Linked DNA regions of Mus musculus: region 2 is linked to region 1. A link is a loop called in an ENCODE intact Hi-C map of the cell type or tissue named here. Cell type or tissue: gastrocnemius. All regions are shown on one strand. Each heading gives the region's core, and the rest is flanking DNA. Links, peaks and the distances in the headings are about the cores only. Region 1 holds the start of Frat2 (frequently rearranged in advanced T cell lymphomas 2). Region 2 has its middle 2.7 kb from the start of Rrp12.

Evidence for each region. Hi-C counts contacts between places; a loop is a spot of excess contacts. Peaks named below come from ENCODE experiments on the same cell type or tissue, not always from the same donor. Only the 100,000 strongest peaks of a DNase experiment are listed, where the experiment ranks them.
Region 2: a loop joins it to region 1, with 2.2 times the contacts of the local background. A loop is called at or near these places in 4 of 42 quality-filtered maps.

The regions. Positions count from the first base shown.
Region 1 is chr19:41,845,371-41,848,286 of GRCm38, forward strand. Frat2 (frequently rearranged in advanced T cell lymphomas 2) reads right to left here and starts at 2,762. Exons shown (of 1, transcript NM_177603.3): 1 at 602-2,762. The coding sequence starts at 2,541. The coding sequence ends at 1,846. In gastrocnemius, for the core only: CTCF peaks have their summits at 1,168 and 2,053; DNase peaks (open chromatin) are centred at 1,169 and 2,062; H3K4me3 peaks cover 2,500 bases; H3K27ac peaks cover 2,500 bases.
Region 2 is chr19:41,897,372-41,900,287 of GRCm38, forward strand. No RefSeq gene overlaps it. Among named protein-coding and RNA genes, the nearest start is that of Rrp12, 2.7 kb to the left of the region's middle. In gastrocnemius, for the core only: a CTCF peak has its summit at 1,643 (motif pointing right); a DNase peak (open chromatin) is centred at 1,681.

The sequences.
Region 1 (2,916 bases), core at 127-2,626:
AAATTTGATGTCTAGGGCCTAAGTAGAAGGGGAGAAGCTGCCACAATCGCCATCTGATTTTCATAGGCTTTCCTAATGCATATGTGAACCCTCCATACACTGAACAAATCAATGTGTAAATGTATCAAATGCAGATAGCTGGGTGAAGTGAACACCGTTCATCCTGTAACCCCAGCAACTCAGGAAGCAGAGATAGGGAAAAATCTCTGAGTATGAGGCTAGCCTGATTGACCTACACATAGTGAGCTCTAGGCCACTGAGAACCTATCTCAGAATGTGTGTAAAAGAAAATACAAGTCGGGCATAGTGGCGCATGCCTTTAATCCCAGCACTCGGGAGGCAGAGACAGGTGAATTTCTGAGTTTGAGGCCAGCCTGGTCTACAAAGTGAGTTCCAGGACAGCCAGGGCTACACAGAGAAACCCTGTCTCAAAAAAAAAAAAAAAAAGAAAGAAAGAAAATACAGCCAGAGATACTCAAACATACCGCCTCCAGGAGTTAACTAAAGCATAGCGCTAGCCCCAGCCCCCCAGTTACCCCAAGTACAGATACCTCACATAGGTCTTCTTCCCCCTCTTAACTCCAAACAAAAACAAAGACCATTTTTTCAAAACAAAAACCAAATTTATTCAGCAGACATTTTAATTATGAATCCTATAAATCAGGACCACCACAATTTCAGACACTCCGTTGCGAAGTGTACATCAACAGCCACATCTGGAGGATGACCGAGCCATTGAATCATAAAAAAAAAAAAGTTTAGCTACCTTAAAGTTTGGGATGGCACCTGAGGTGCCCCTCGGGGTTCACAAGAGGAAAAGCCAGCATTTTCTCCTCTGGGAGTCACATTTTAAAAAAGTTTCAGTCACTCACCAAGAACTGACAGGTTTAGCAGGAGAGGCGCCCTCCAACTCTGCAGAGGGTCAAAAGAGCAGAAAAGTGTGCCCACTGCTTTCCCCCCTACACACACACACACACACACACACACACACACACCACAAACACAATGGCCGCAGGGAGATCAGGAGGTTGCTTATGACCATTTCTGAGAAAGCTGGAGCTATGGCCAAAGAGTGGCCTAGCAGAAGTAGTTCTGGAAAAGCAAAGCACAGAAACCGCAAATAACTCTTCCTACAAGGATGGCCATGTCGGCCGTGTCCTCGGGAGACTCCACGCGGTGGCAAAGGGACACTCCGGTCTGTGCTTGGCTCCAGAAAAAGACACTGGGGTGAGCGCTCCCAAGAATCCCACAACACTCCACTCTACCAACCTGACCTTGAGTTCAAGTTGGCAAGGTCGAATCAATTGCATGTCCCCATTTAAACTCATCTCTCCCCACCTTCAAGAATTCACCAACCAGGTCCCCAACCTTCATAATCACAAATTAAGCAGGGGAAAGCAAGCGTTGTCAACCCACCAACATAAATCTGCCAACTTATGTTCTTCACCCTAGAACCGCTCTGCTCTGCAATTGTAGCACCATATTCAGAAAGCTTCTGTACCCGAAAATAACGAGATCATATCTACTATTGGTTTTTCAAGTATTGTTAGAAGCCCTCCCGATTCCCGCCCCTGCGAGCCACATCTATAAACAATCCAAGCACACGATAAGGGCTAAGTCAGGTCCAAGTGGATTAAGTAGCTGCCACAGTTCAACCGGTAGATCCCAGGTCCTCGGCTGCTGGTGCTACTCAGTAGAGTCCGTTTTCTCTAACAGCCTCTCGCGGCCGGTAACTTTGAGGCTGTAGCCCGAGGGATGGACGACAGCTCCTGCTCCGCACAGTCCCGGGCAAGACACTGTTGGATCAGCGTAGCGGCGTCCTCTTCCTCCTCCAGGGATCCCCTGTCAGAGCCAGGCGCCCGAGGGCTGCAGAGTGACTGAGTCCGGTCCGCTTCGGCCACCCCCGGACCCCGGAGCGCTCGCGGGGCTCGTGGCCGCAACCGCGGCGACCGCTCGCTGGAGTCTGCGCACCGCCTCCTTGATGAGGTTTCCGGAGAGCACGAGCTGCTGCAGGAGCCGGTGCGGGTCGTCGTCGGCCGCGCGCGCTCCGCCTGCTGTCCACCGCCGCTGCTGGATTCGGTGAGAAGCCACGGAGCCGGGGAGCCACCCTCGCCGCCCCGGCCCGGGAAGCGCGCTGGCACCCGGGGCGATCTCCGCAACGCAGTAGGGCGCCGATCGGCCCCGCACACGCCCGCGCTCCCCCAGCACGCAGCGCACGGCCCCCGGAGGCGCAGGGTCCCCGGTCTCTGCTGACCCCGTCGGCCGCAGCAGCCGCCTCGCTGGGGTCCCGGTCTTGTCCGCCGACAGCGCCGCCAGGACCCGCGGAGGCGCGGGTGGGGGACCCGGGGCGGCACACGGCGAGGCCGGGCGATCGTGCGCCGTGTCCAGCTGCAGCGTCTCGCCGATCTGGACGATGAGCCGATCCACGTCGGTCGAGCCGCCCAGAGTCACCGACTGCTGCAGCAGGAGGAAGCTGTCGTCGTCCTCCTCCCCCTCTGCCTCGTCGCCGGCTTCCTCCTCCTCCTCTCTCCGGCAAGGCATGGCCCCCCGCCCGGGCCCCCGCGGCTGTGCGGGCGTCGCTGGCAGCTCGGTTGGCCGCGGGCTCGGCGAGCCGCGGCTGGGGCGGGAGCGCGGCGGAGGCCCAAGCCGGGCCAGGAGGGGGCCGAGCCTGGGGATGCGGAAGCCGGGACCACCGGGCAGAGGTACCGCGCGCCTTAGAGCCGCGGGAGCCGGAACGCTGCCGGCTTGGGTTGATTTGTAAACAATGGGTGACGTCGCGCGGCTCCTACCACCGCGCGCGACCGTGGGGGGAGACGTTCGCTAGAAGACTTAGGGGCGCGGGACGGCGCAAACCGTGCGAGACCACTGCCCACACTGTCTGCCCAGAGATAGTTTATATGGTTGCGAGCGATTCCG
Region 2 (2,916 bases), core at 149-2,648, 52 kb after region 1:
TTGCTGGGAATTGAACTCAGGACCTCTGGAAGAGCAGTCATTGCTCTTAACCACTGAGCCATCTCTCCAGCCCTAGCATGAACTCTTCACTGTTGTTAATTCATCTCTCCAGCCCCTGCTCCCTGTTTGTATTTTGAGGTCTCGTGTGACCTATGTTGGCCTTAAACTCACAGCAATTCTTCTGCCTCTGCTTCGTGAGTGATGGGATTGCAGGCATGAGCCCTAACATCTAGCTTGGTCTAGTAGTATCTAATAAAACATATGTCCACTCTACCCAGCAATTCATTCCTATATATACACCCAACAGAGACGATTACTTACTTGCTAAAAAAGAGATAGTTGAGAACTAGAAGTGACCAAACACCCATCAACAGAATAGGTCAGATTCACTGTGATATAATGATATGTAATGGAATATTTTATCATTTTTAAACAGCAGCTTCTGCATAGTATACACAGAGATCTGCTATGTGCGTGTATGATTCAAATTAAATGGAAGACTCCAGACATAAAAGAATGTAGCCAGGCAGTGGTGGCGCACGCCTTTAATCCCAGCACTGGGGATGCAGAGGCAGGTGGATTTCTGAGTTCAAGGCCAGCCTGGTCTACAGAGTGAGTTCCAGGACAGCCAGGGCTATACAGAGAAACCCTGTCTCAAAAAAACAAAAAAACAAAAAAAAATGTGTATTGTATGATTCTATTAATTAAAAAAACAAAAGGACCCCAGTATTGGAATCTGGTACCAGCTGAGAGTAAGCACAGTAGATGTAGTTATAGTCTAATATCTTAGGGGTTTACATAGATGTATTCACCAAGTAATGGTTGTGTATTATATACTTACCTGAATGTATCTTAAAAAATAGAGGGGCTGAAGAGATGGCTCAATGGCCCAGCATCATACTCTGGTTTGCTTCTTTTCTATTTATTTATTTATTTATTTATTTATTTATTTATTGCAGAGGGAAGGGATGGGATAATCAAGCCCTTGCCATGTAACACATTCTTCTTTTGGATTCATGGCAATCCTCCTGCCTCTGTGTATGTGAAGGGCTTGAATTACAGGTGTACACTTCAATGTTCGGCTCATATATATTTTACCCTCTATACAATACTAAACCCACTGAGCTATCATTTGGAGTCAATATGAAAATGGCTGTCCGTTAAGTGACTTTTCTCACTGCTGGGACAAAATGCCCAACAAAGCTATTTAAAGAAGGAAGAATTTGTTTTGGCTTACAGTTTGAGGGAACAGTCCATTGTGGTAAGGAAGACAAGGTGCTAGGTGTGTTGAGCACATTGTGCCTGCATTCAGGAAGCAGGGACAGACAGACAGACAGACAGACAGAGGCTGATGGTACTCGCTTTCTTCTTATCCAGTCTTAGCCCATTGAATGTTGCTGTCCACATATTCAGGGTGGGTGTGCCCCTTCAGTTAAACATTTCTGGAAATGGCATTAGGCACACCACACACACACACACACACACACACACACACACACACACACACACACACACACTACAACCAGAAATTTGTCTTCTAGGTGAGTATAAATCCTATCAAGTTAACAATTAAAATTAACATGGAAAATTCCAAAAAAACAGGTCACGGTACTTGGCATGAGCATAGAGTCACATTGTCACCACAAGAGGGAGCATTTCAAGCAACCTGGGCTATACCCATATGGAAAGGCTGAAATGTTGGCTAGAGTAGAATTTTGCAGGCCCACTCTTCTTGCTCTTTGGTGAACAACACAAACCTCCTCACCTCCAAACTGTGTGCACAAGAAGCACGCCTCTGCCCCTCACTGCAGGGATCACATCTTGGTGAAGTACCAACTTCCCTACCCGTGAATTCTATAACTGGCTTCCGTCAGGAAGATCTATCAAGTCCAGGATTCCTCACACCACATAAGCCACGAGACACCACCCATAGGATATCACTACTCTTAAACCGTTTGAACCAGGACTCCTGTCACCACTTGCTGTGTGACCTTGAGCAAGTCACTTTATTCTCTGTAATAGCTATTCTTGGCTGTCAACTTGACTACCTCTGGAATGAACTAAAACCCAAATGGTTAAAGCACACCTGTGAGGGATTTTCTTCTTAGAAAACAAATTAGAAGTGGGAAGATTCACTTCTAATCTAGATCTTTGTTTTGGTTTTGGTTTTGGTTTGGCTTTTGGGTTGTTTGGTTTGGGGGGTTTTATTTTGTTTTGCCTATTGTTTGTTTGTTTGTTTGTTTTCTGTATTTTTAAGGCAGGGTTTCCCTGCATAGTTCTGGCTGTTCTTGAACTCATTCTGTAGACCAGGCTGGCCTCGAACTCACAGAGCTCTGCCTGTTCTTGCCTTCTGAGTACTCGGATTAAAAATGTGCACCAGCACCACTGGGCCCCCATTGTGGATCCTTGAGGTTAGAAGACACGCCATTAATCCAGATCTTTTAAGAAGATCCAGCTTGGATCTTGGCCACGCCTTCTTCTGGCAGCCTATATAGAGGATGTGGACGGAGGAAGCTTGCTCCCTCTTCCCTGCTAGCCAGTCCAGTCCTTCACTGGCTTCAGAACCTACATCCTTGGGATTCTGGTGTAAACTGAAGACCAGCTGAGACATCCAGCTGCATGCGAACTCAACTACTGGATCCTTGGACCTTCCACTGTTAGATAGCCATCGTTGGACTGGCTGAGACACAGCCAGTAACCCATTCTAATAATCCCCCATATATGTTATACGTATTTGTGTATATTTATTATACATTTATTAGTCAGGATGCTCTTGAGGGACAGAATTTGTAGAATGAATAATAAATAAATCTCCAGGCCTCAGATTGTTCTAATCTGTAAAATGGGCATGATACAAAAAAAAAAAAAAACCAACATGCTTGCTCATAGGTTTCACAAAAATTAATAGGAGCATGA